2 separate regions of the Homo sapiens genome follow, and region 1 is linked to region 2. A link is an interaction called in ENCODE POLR2A ChIA-PET data of the cell type or tissue named here. Cell type or tissue: MCF 10A. All regions are shown on one strand. Links, peaks and the distances in the headings refer to the core of each region. The heading gives the core; the rest is flanking DNA.

Region 1 (5,500 bases), core at 890-4,889, 84 kb after region 2:
CTGAAAGATTAATTTCACAAGATACTGGTGACTGAAAAAAAAAAAGACTGCAAAATCTAGTATTTACAGAATGATTCCACTATGTAATATCATAAATACATGAACCTATGTATGACAAATTTTCTCTGGGAAATTGTACATACAAAGAGATGTCTGAAAGGCCATTGACCAAAAAATGGTAACTTTACATATTGAAATTACTTTCTCCTTTACACTTTTTAAATTACTGAAGTTTTCGATGAGCATTTTAGAGTTAAAATCAGTTAAACTATACAAAGAGGAGTATTAGAATATTAAATGCACAGGTGAAGAATTTATCATTCTAGAAACTTTTCTTGTGAATATCAGAAGATGATGACTGATGGATGATGCAATAAGACATGGTGTAATGATTCTTACATTAGAGTTTTATGAATCCTTTCTATGGCTTCTTCAAGTTCTTCCTTCTGATCAGGAACAAACCGGTACTCAGATACATATCCTGCAGTATGTTTATATGGGTCATAATCTCCAAGCTCCGCTAAAAAAGAAAGATAACATAGTTTTTTCCATTTTAGGAAAATAGTCCTTAAAACATAGAAATAAAATATTCCTAACATGCTTAAACATTTTTTCAAATGTCTTACTAAAATTCACATATAAGACAACTAAATAATTTTACTAAAACAAATCTGATGAGCATATACGGATGGTAGCAACAAATTCTGGACTTAAAAACAGAAGTTCTTTATTTTTGCATTCCCAAATACTATAATTATATCATCGTTTTTACTTCAATTACTCTTAACAACGTATGTGAAGTAAAATGTTGTAAACAGCATTTCAAGTACAAACATTAGAAATGCTGGAAGTGAAAAACAACCATGACCTCAATATATCCTCTCAGATAATGACACCAAGAAACAGTGCATGTGATTCAATACACCTTTGCCTGAAATAATGATCATGGAAATGCAATACAATGCTGCACATATCCCATTACAATTTACACAAAGAAGCAAAATGATACAAGAAAGCCCACTATATTACTCCTATACAAATGCTTCTTCCTATGTTAATCTACCTTGCAAGCCCCAACCCACTTCATCTATGACATTTTTCCTAGCATATTTCTTCTAGATTATTTTTAGTCTGCAAGTGCCACAAGGGCAAGGACCATGCTATCTTATTCTCCCCACATCTAGCTTGATTCTTAGAAGGTGTCTAATCGTCACTGGAAGTAGTCTCAGCCTCAGTCTCCAAAATGACAATGCATCCTGGAGCCACCCCACACAGCCACCGTATTAACATGAAGAGCTGAAGAGCACTGAGCTCAACACCCATGCCACATGCGGAACCTAGCAATAGCACCTGGCCATGCAGACTCTTCACAACAGCAATGCAGGAGCAATGGGATCTCTGACACATAGAAGCTTGGGAGAGGGTGTGGGGAGGAAAATCAATAAACTCAGATGAGATGTAGATAGAACAGATTGTTAGACCCTCCACTTAATCAAGAATCAATGCTATTCCAGTGACTAAACCTCCATACGACCTACCATAAGGGATTTGTACTAGGCTCCACTTTTACCTGTTCCGAAGGAACACTGAACAAAACTTGAATTCCAAATAAATTCAATTTCTTTTTTTTGCAAAATCTCATGGATAAGAAGAGTTTTAGTATGTAAACTCCCTTTTAAAAATGCAAATACTTTCTCCAGACATTTCTGAGGCAAATATGCTTAAGTGGCACCTACACTGGATGGCATACGCTCCCAGCTGAGCAGCAGTGTTGACGGGACAGGGCAGACGGCCCTGAAGGACATCTTGCTTCACCTGCAAGAAAAACTGATATCTAAAAGAGAAACAAAAAGAGAGATTAACGATCTCTTACACTACTCAAACCTGAGGTTTCGGACCCTGATAATCAAGGTTAACAACCAATCACCTTCAATTAAAATAAAGTCACCCCCCATTCTTGTGTGAGGGGGCTGTTGAGTGAACAGGAACTACTTAAACATACCTTACAGAGGCAATACACGGTTGTCGCTAAAAAGTGCGGCTTTCAAGTTCAACTGCTTGGCTTACTTCCCAGCCCCAGCATTCAGTACCTCTGTAGCCTTAGGCTGCTGCTTAACCTCTACAACAGCCAGCCTCCCCACCTGCAAAACTGGAACAGTTGACAGCATCCACCTCACAGGGTGAATGCAAAGGATAACTCCAAGCTCTTTTAAGCTATCATTACTGCCACTGCCACCACAACATGCTCTTACTGGGAGGAAGAAATCACAAAGACCCAACCTATATTACATAACACTCTGCCTATTATCTGCTCATTCCATGTTGCCAAAAGAAAACCTGTTATAATAGTAATGTCATGCACTGTTCTAAACACTACACGGTAACTCATTCTAAGTAATTTATGTATAACAACTTAGGTTAAGACTTTAAAAATGAAGACAGTATATTATATTCTCCATTGTGCAGATGAGAAAACTGATAGACTCAGGGGTGAAATAACTTGTCCAGGACCTCACAACAAATTAAGCAGCAGAGTTAGAGCTAGAACCCAAGCAATCTGACCCTGGAACTCTATCAATCAGGATGTCATGTAACTTTGATTAGTTTTATTTTTTTTCTTATTCAGCTATTCTGCTAGTGGACTGAGAGGGGCCAGAGGTTTATGAACCAACATAATTAACCATCCACATCATCCTCAGATGCTAGCACTTACACATATGCACACACACTCTCACACACTTCAGCCTGTCCTTTTGTGACTTCTGTTTTGTAAGGTGACTCGATGTCACTGGGAAGGGAAGAAAAAAAACAAAGGAAATGAACTATAATAATCAGCTATATTAAATATCTCTTCTCCAAATGCACACAACCAAAGCACTTAGTGAGGAAATGTTACATGTGTTAGATATCAGACACCACATTGATTATTTCAGGAAGATTGGCATCAACTTTTATTGCAACCATATGTTTCAGAGAAAATTTGCTCAATGTCCCATGTTTCCCCACTGCCCATTTCAGTAAATGGCACCCCCGCCTTCAGATGTCCACGTAAAATAAACCTGGGAACAACGTGTAATCATCCCTGGCACCCACATTCAATCACCAAATATGCTGTTTCTGAAATCTATACTTCTCTCCATCCCCTACACCAGGTCACTCTCTCCTAAACTTCTAAAACCTCCTCCTAACTGTTCTGCCATCACTCATACTTACTTTCCTTCCAATCCTCCCAAGAGGTAAGCAGGATTCTTAAGATGTAAACAGGATCATGTCACTCTTTCAGTTAAAAAAAAAACAACAACAACCCTCAAAAGACTTCCCTTTGCCTTTAGGATAAAGTTCAAGCTCCTTAAGATAGCTTGTAAAACTGACTTCTTCTTACTTCTGCTTACTTCTTGGGTCACTTCTTGCTGCTGATCAGTGACCACCCTGTTCCATAATTTACACACCTTTTTCCAACCCTATTTAACTATTTTCAATTCCCTGAATGTTCACCTGAGCATTAAATCCACTTGATAATGATCATCTGTGCTCCTCTTGGAAAGGAGAAAAGCAGAGTCAAGTAAAATTAGGAGAACTTAAAATACAAAACCTTATAAACAAGAGTGGGCATGGTGGCTCATGCCTGTAATCCCAGCACTGTGGGAGGCTGAGGCAGGTGGATCACCTGAGATCAGGAGTTCAACACCAGCCAGGCCAACACAGTGAAACTCTTTCTCTATTAAAAATACAAAAGTTAGGAGTGGTGGCGCATGCCGGTAGTCCCAGCTACTTGGGAAGGTGAGGCAGCAGAATCACTTGAACCCAGGAGGCAGAGGTTGCCATGAGCTGAGATTGCGCCACTGCACCCCAGCCTGGGTGACAGAGCAAGACCCTGTCTCAAAAAAACAAACAAAAAAAAAACCTTATAAACAAAAGAGACAACTGTGAGAATTATCACTGCTTGCTGCTGGAAACTTGCATTTTACTACACCCTCCTCCTTCTCTATTGGCATCTTCAAATTTCTTTTCCTGAAGTGTATTTTTTTAAGAAATGGGTCAGAGATGCAAATTTCTCTTCCTCTATTAAGACTTTGTGCACAGTGGTTCACACCTGTAACCCCAGTATTTTGGGAGGCTGTGGAAAGAGGATTGCTTGAGGCCAAGAGTTTGAGACAAGCATGGACAACATAGTGATAACCCCATCTCTACAAAAAACAAATTAGCCAGCCAGGTACATGCATGTAGTCACCGCTACTTGGGAGGCTGAGGCAGGAGGATCGTCTGAGCCCAGAAGGTTGAGGTTGCAGTGAACCATAACTGCACCACTGCACTCCAGCCTGGGCAACAGAATAAGACCTTCTCTCAAAAAAAAAAAAAAAAAAAAAAAAGACTTTAACATCTGACTAGACAATCAAATCTTTTGCCAAATACAGAAATGACAGACATCTGATTCAAAGACAAAAGGAAAGAGGAACAGAGGAACAGAGAGATTAAAAATATGTATTAGAAAACAAAGAGCTGAAATACAGACAAACACATACAAAGAAACAGGAGCCACATCACATTAGTAACTGCATTCCCAGTATCTAGGGCTCAGCACATAGTAGCTGCTTAATAAATACTTCTTGATTTGCAAGTTGGATACATGGATAAACAGACAAAATTCTAAAAACTGGTAACATCATTTGCTGTCTCTGAGAAATTCATAAAGAAAAAAAAATATCTACTCAAACTTCCCTGGATAGCCTGCCTTTTAAAGATATCACAGATCTTTAACTCACTGCATTAAAAAAAAAATCAAAAACTGAAGGCAAACAATTTTTAATTTAAAACTTGATTTTTATTATAGCAAGCATCTTAGTAGAGTCATAAGGCAAATTTGTGATAAAGTAAAATCATATTTTCATATGTTAAACATTTTATAGCGTCTCAGGGCCTATTTTAAAGTAACTATATATTGCTTATTTTGTATATTTTATGGGGTTTATAGTAAATTTAGTATTTTATTTAAATTAGAACAAGTTAGAGTTGCTGAGTCTTTCCTTCTGTGTCACTCTGATTAAAGCTATGATGGAATGCTTGAGTCCTCATTTATCTCTGGTTTTAATTAGGATGAACCTATGTGCCAGTCTGCCTAGGAGAGTACTAATTTATGCCTATTATGAATATATAATTATTAATAACTCACTTCATCATTCTCTAAAGTGTCAGGAGTTTGGACAATAAATTATACTGTGACTCTAGTTACATTGTACCATACTGGGGAAAAATGCTAACTAAAAATATCTACTTAACAAGGAAGTTTCCAGAATACATTGTGGTACACAGCAGAGGCTTCATGAAGCAGTTTCTGGTTACCTCCTTATGTAAACTAACAAACCGATGTATATGCACTGCCCCTGAGATTTTGAGTTATAGGTGGGGAGGAGCATTCTGTCTTCCACTCTATCTGTACTTAACACACTGCCACCACCACCAGCACAACACGAGAGACGGGCCTGAAATATTGGCCTCACAG
Region 2 (5,500 bases), core at 717-4,716:
ACCATGAGGTAAGCAAATACCCCTTAAGATTAAAAAAAAAAAAAAAGCCTTAACTAGAAATGAAAAAAACTGATACACTGGTCTTCATCAAAATTAAAAAGTCTGCTCATCAAAAAGCAATGTTAAGAACATGAAAATGCAAACCACAGCCTGGGAGAAAGTATTCATTCATAACGTGCATATCTGAAATTGAACTTTTATCCAGAATACATAAATAACCTACAAATGAATAAGAAAAAGGACAAACAATCCAATTAAACTGGACAAAAAATTTGAACACTTTAAAAATGAAGATATATGAATAACCAGTAAGCACACAAAAATGTGGTTATCATCATTAGCCATGAAAGAAATGCTCACTAAAACTACAATGGAATCTCTACTTCATGCCTAGTAGAATGGCGAAAATTAACGCAGCAACAAACTCAAATACTAACAAGAACTGGGGCAGAACAAGACCCTCTCGTATCTTGTTAGTGGAGTATAAAATGACCCAACCTTTCTGGAAATCATTTTGGTAATTCCTTATAAAATTAAACATGTGGCCGGGCGTGGTGGCTCATGCCTGTAACCCCAGCACTTTGGGAGGCCGAGGCGGGCGGATCACGAGGTCAGGAGATCGAGACCATCCTGGCTAACACGGTGAAACCCCGTCTCTACTAAATATATAAAAAATTAGCCGGGCGTGGTGGCGGGCGCCTCTTGTCCCAGCTACTCGGGAGGCTGAGACAGGAGAATGGCGTGGAACCCGGGAGGCGGAGCTTGCAGTGAGCCGAGACTGGCCACTGCACTCCAGCCTGGGCGACAGAGCGAGACTCTGTCTCAAAAAAAAAAAATAAATAAACACACAAATTCCCTCTAATCCAGCAATTCTACTCCTAGGTATTTGCCCAAGCGAAAGAAAACAAATTCCACACACATACTTGTAGAGAATGTCTATAACGCAATGGCAAAAACTGGAAACAATTCAGCTGTCCATCAAGAAGAGAATGAATAAAAATATTGCAGTATATACAAAAATTTAAATGACCACTGATACCATGGATGAAGCTCAAAAACATGTTGAGTGAAAGTAGTAGTATTTTAAAGGAGTATATATTGTGTTATTACATTTATATGAAGTTCGACAAGAGAGAAAAACTCATCATAGATATCAGAACAGTGGACCAGGCGCAGTGGTGCACACCTGTAATCTCAGCACTTTGGGAGGCTGAGCCCGGTGGATCACTGGAGGTCAGGAGTTTGAGACCAGCCTGGCCAACATGGTGAAACCCCATCTCTACTGAAAATAGAAAAATTAGTTGGGTGTTATGGCAGGTGCCTGTAATCCCAGCTACTCAGGAGGCTGAGGCAGGAGAATGGCTTGAACCCGGGAGGCAGAGGTTGCAGTGAGCCAGGATTGGGCCACTGTACTCCAGCCTGGGTGACAGAGAAAAAAAAAAAAGAAAAAGAAATCAGAACAGTGGTTGGTTGTGGGGGTGGGCACTGACTAGAAGGAGCATGAAGGAACTTTCCGGTTAATGGAAATATTCTATATCCTGACTGGCAGGATGGATAGGTTATGGATACATTTGTCAAAATTCATTAAACTGTACATATAAGATGAGAGGATCTGGCTGTATGTAAATTTCACCTCAAATTGCCTCAATTTTAAAGGCTGTTAAATGAACCTCCGACCACTTGACTAAAAAATTATTAAATTCCCAGGCCCACTACAAATAATTACTCCATAATATAACTGAATTATAGTAATAACAATTTTAAATTATTCTATTTCCCAATTTTTATTTACAAATGAATGGTTCCATTTATTTACTATTGCCTCCAGGAATGTTTTTTGACTTCTTCAAAACTTATATATAGGACTTTTTCTAATTTTATTTTACTTTCCCCTTTTTAAATAAATTAAATGTACTACTGGCATTTAATTGAACTCAGAATGCTTTAGAAATAGTTAGAAAAACTGAATGCTGTTTTAAGATTTAATATCAAGTTGCCAAACCTTGTGTATAACAAGTCCTTCATAGAAAACTATTCCACATGGAAAGGTAAAAATATGGTGGCAAAAGATTTACCCGTGACTACGCTGTATCTAATCTTGGGTTCTGCACCTTTTGGGTAAAGTCCTTCAGTGAGGTCTGATTCTTTCTTATCTAAACTTCCTTTTTTTTTTAATGGAGTTGGGGGAAGGTGCTATCTCACAACAAAGGAAATCTTCATTAACTTCAGCTTTAAATTGACTACCAGTTTAATTAGGTTGCTAAAAAAAAATTACAGAGTAATTAATACATCTGTAAGGGTGTACATGGTGTAGTGACTATTTGCAGGTTTTCTATTACAAAAGAAAGTCATCACTCATAATGATGCATTACTGATAAAATACACACATATACACGGGGTTAATTTCTAATTGAAAGGTAAACATCTAAGACTGAGAAGTGTCCCTTAGTGTCCCACAGTAAAAAGAGTCCTGGTGTGAACCCCCCGGTACACTCCAGAGTTCTTTCCTAATCTCTTTTAACCTGATGTGGCACTCACAGCTGTCCTCTTGTCACCCTCCTGCCTGGCTCCCTCAGAGCTCCCTACCTACCTACCCAGTCTCTACCTCCACTACCCAACATCCTTTCATTTCCTTATCATACACGACTGGACTTAATCCCTCCTCCTGTGAGTAATCAACATCAGACATCTAACTACCCACGATCACAAAAGGATCTGTACTTAGTCTTGGCTCACTTTAAAAAGGTGAGCCATGGTTTGGCAAGTGGAGTGGGAGTGAGGCGTCTAAATCTTGATAATGCACAGATTTAAAACACACACGCACAGAAACTTTACCAGCTCAAAGACAATTAATTTGGGGGACTGGCAATCACACCATTACGGTGTAATTGTGCTCACACATGGCGTTGCCTAGCAACAGGAGGAGCACGCAAATTCCAACACTGAGGTGTAATGAATCACTCACTGACTACTGTTCACAAATTGTATTTTGATGGGAAGATATTCACATCTGGTTCAGTCTGGAACAAGACTTCAGAGAATTGTGCAGACTCAAACTGAGAAGCAGCAGGTATTTCACCAACAGCCTGGCTCTACAACAAAGAAGACTATTCCTATTTATTCAGGTGAATGTATACTTTGGTTAAAAACAACACAAAACAAAAATATGGCTTTGAGGGCCTTGTTTTCATGACATTTTGTTTTGACTGTGCTTCAACTTCTATGGCTTCAAACATGGTTAATAAATGTCACAAATATTAGAAGGTAAATATGACAAATAAACAATGAAATAATCCTAGTTGAACTAAAACACTTTAGAAGACCTGAATATCCACATGCTACTTCAAATTCAGTGTTTTTGAATCAAGGTATAAAAAGAGTCCACATACGAACGAGATCTGTGTCTGGATCGCCTGTTGTTGGGGTCGGCTTGGTTTTTTTCCTTTTGTCTCCTTAATACAGCTTCCCACTGAGGCGCTGAATCAACCATATCATTCTCCTGCCGTATTCTGAAAGGAAAGCCATGCATCTGAAGTTAACATCTACATGGATGGCGCGTTTTAGGTTCATCCTAAACTTGCTTTTAAATGTTATTTAAGCAGCAGAAATTTTATTATGATCATTTATAGCTAAAGATGCATATTAACTGAATTAATATATCCATATGTAGGTAAGCATATATAAACCCTCAGAAGTAAATAATACTCATGATATATGTAAACACATTATTTGCAGACTTCTGATTTTAATTTTCTAGGAAAAAGACATGTATCAAAAACTTATTTTAAACATTTCTAAGTTTCGACTAAAGAAACTCTGGTGTCTGCTATAGAGCCAATCTTAACCAATGCTACAAAATCATTATTTTAAATGTGCTAGTCAAAATAGTAATAAATAGTTTTACTTTGAAATACTCTTAAAAAGTCAAGCTAATTGTCAAAGTTTTCATTAAAAATAGGTGCCAAATATAATTCCCATTTTTTGAGAGAGAAATCTAGAAGTACAAAAAGTTAAATATGGTGGCATAATGCATTAGCTGAATAAGACACACCATTCCCATCATGGCTGCTCACATGTTTAAGACGGAATGACAGTTGGATGCTGGATGTGGGCAGGGAAGGAATGAAAATGAGGAAAAGAGAAAGGTGGGAAAGACTTGGAAGCACAGGCACTTGACATGTAAGATCACAAGACAGTGTTACCAAATCCTCTCATTTTTTTAAAAAAAGATAATCCCCAAATCTGGATTCTTAAAGTGAACTCTTCTAATTTTTAAGTCTTGCAACCAATTCTAAAGCATGATATAGACTTAACAAAACCCATGGACCACACTCAACCTGCAGAAATTTTGGACTTCCGAGGTATCAAGTCTTTCAAATAATGAGGTGCACTATTGGCAGGAGAGAAGAAGTACTTAATTTATGTGAAATACTGTCTTGAATGCACCACAATGATGCTGTGAAGCCTTTTTTTTTTTTTTTGGCAAAACGGAACCCCTGTTATTTGAATATTTAACTTCTAATTTATGTAAGCTCTTCAGAAAACTGCTCCAGAGTGTTCATCTCCCAGGGTATACAGAGCGGCATGGAATTGCCAGGCACTCACCCCAGTACTGCAACTGCATGAGCATAACTGCTTCGAGACAAAAGTAAAAAGAACAGGCAGGCTTGGAGGCATTTCCTTCTCTGAACAGATGTCTTTTGGTTCCTCTGTTATTGCACTTAGTATAGACTGTGGGCTGGATATCTGGATTTGCTTACAGGTGCAAATCAGTGGATGGGTGACAAATATTCATTTCACATATAACTTAGACATAATGTAAAGCAAATTCAAGTTGAAAAGAACAGCACTTTGTGAGGAAGAAACTGTTTAAATCTCTCTAGATTAAAGAAGAATTGTGCTAAGTAAAAAACTATCTGTAACATACTCCAAGCCTTTGAAGTGTATGTATTTCCTCACTAAAGTTTTCATTTTTAATAGGCTATTATTTGAAGATTAACAGGATACTGTCAAGGTATTTTTCACAGATTTAAGAGCATAATTCTTTCTCTCATTGCATGTACAGAGTAAATTTAAATTGAACATATACTGCTATGGACCTTAATATTAGAAATATCTGAAGAAAACTATGAGAAGGTATACTACTTGAGGTCATAATTATTAATCATTCTTTGAAACAAACACTCCCATTTGAAAATGGCATGTTGGTACCCGTGTGTGCTGTAAACACACACACATTTTTGTAGCCAGAACCTACACCTAAAAGCCATTCTGTGTTCATGTGACAGTCAGAAACCCACAAGGCTTGCTGGTAGGGGAGCAGTCCTGGACACCCCCAGGACTGAGGGGTCAGGGTTAGGAAGAGACAATCACGGGGAAGGTGCTGCGCTGGCAAGGTGGCATCTCCCTTCCTACAGGAACCCACACCTGGATTGCTGGGCCCAGGATTGGACACAAAACTCAGGTCTCCTAACTCCTAACCCTGGAGTCTTTTAGGATG

The links. Peaks named below come from ENCODE experiments on the same cell type or tissue, not always from the same donor. Only the 100,000 strongest peaks of a DNase experiment are listed, where the experiment ranks them.
Region 1: POLR2A ChIA-PET joins it to region 2 with 6 read pairs; 2 of 35 experiments call an interaction of 5 or more read pairs at or near these places.

Annotation. Positions count from the first base shown.
Region 1 is chr5:112,264,497-112,269,996 of GRCh38, forward strand. It overlaps EPB41L4A (erythrocyte membrane protein band 4.1 like 4A), which reads right to left. Exons shown (of 23, transcript NM_022140.5): 5 at 1,737-1,834; 6 at 400-520. Among named protein-coding and RNA genes, the nearest start is that of SNORA13, 110 kb to the left of the region's middle. In MCF 10A, for the core only: no CTCF peak of the experiment used is centred there; no DNase peak of the experiment used is centred there.
Region 2 is chr5:112,180,627-112,186,126 of GRCh38, forward strand. It overlaps EPB41L4A (erythrocyte membrane protein band 4.1 like 4A), which reads right to left. Exons shown (of 23, transcript NM_022140.5): 18 at 3,390-3,509. Among named protein-coding and RNA genes, the nearest start is that of SNORA13, 22 kb to the left of the region's middle. In MCF 10A, for the core only: no CTCF peak of the experiment used is centred there; a DNase peak (open chromatin) is centred at 2,915.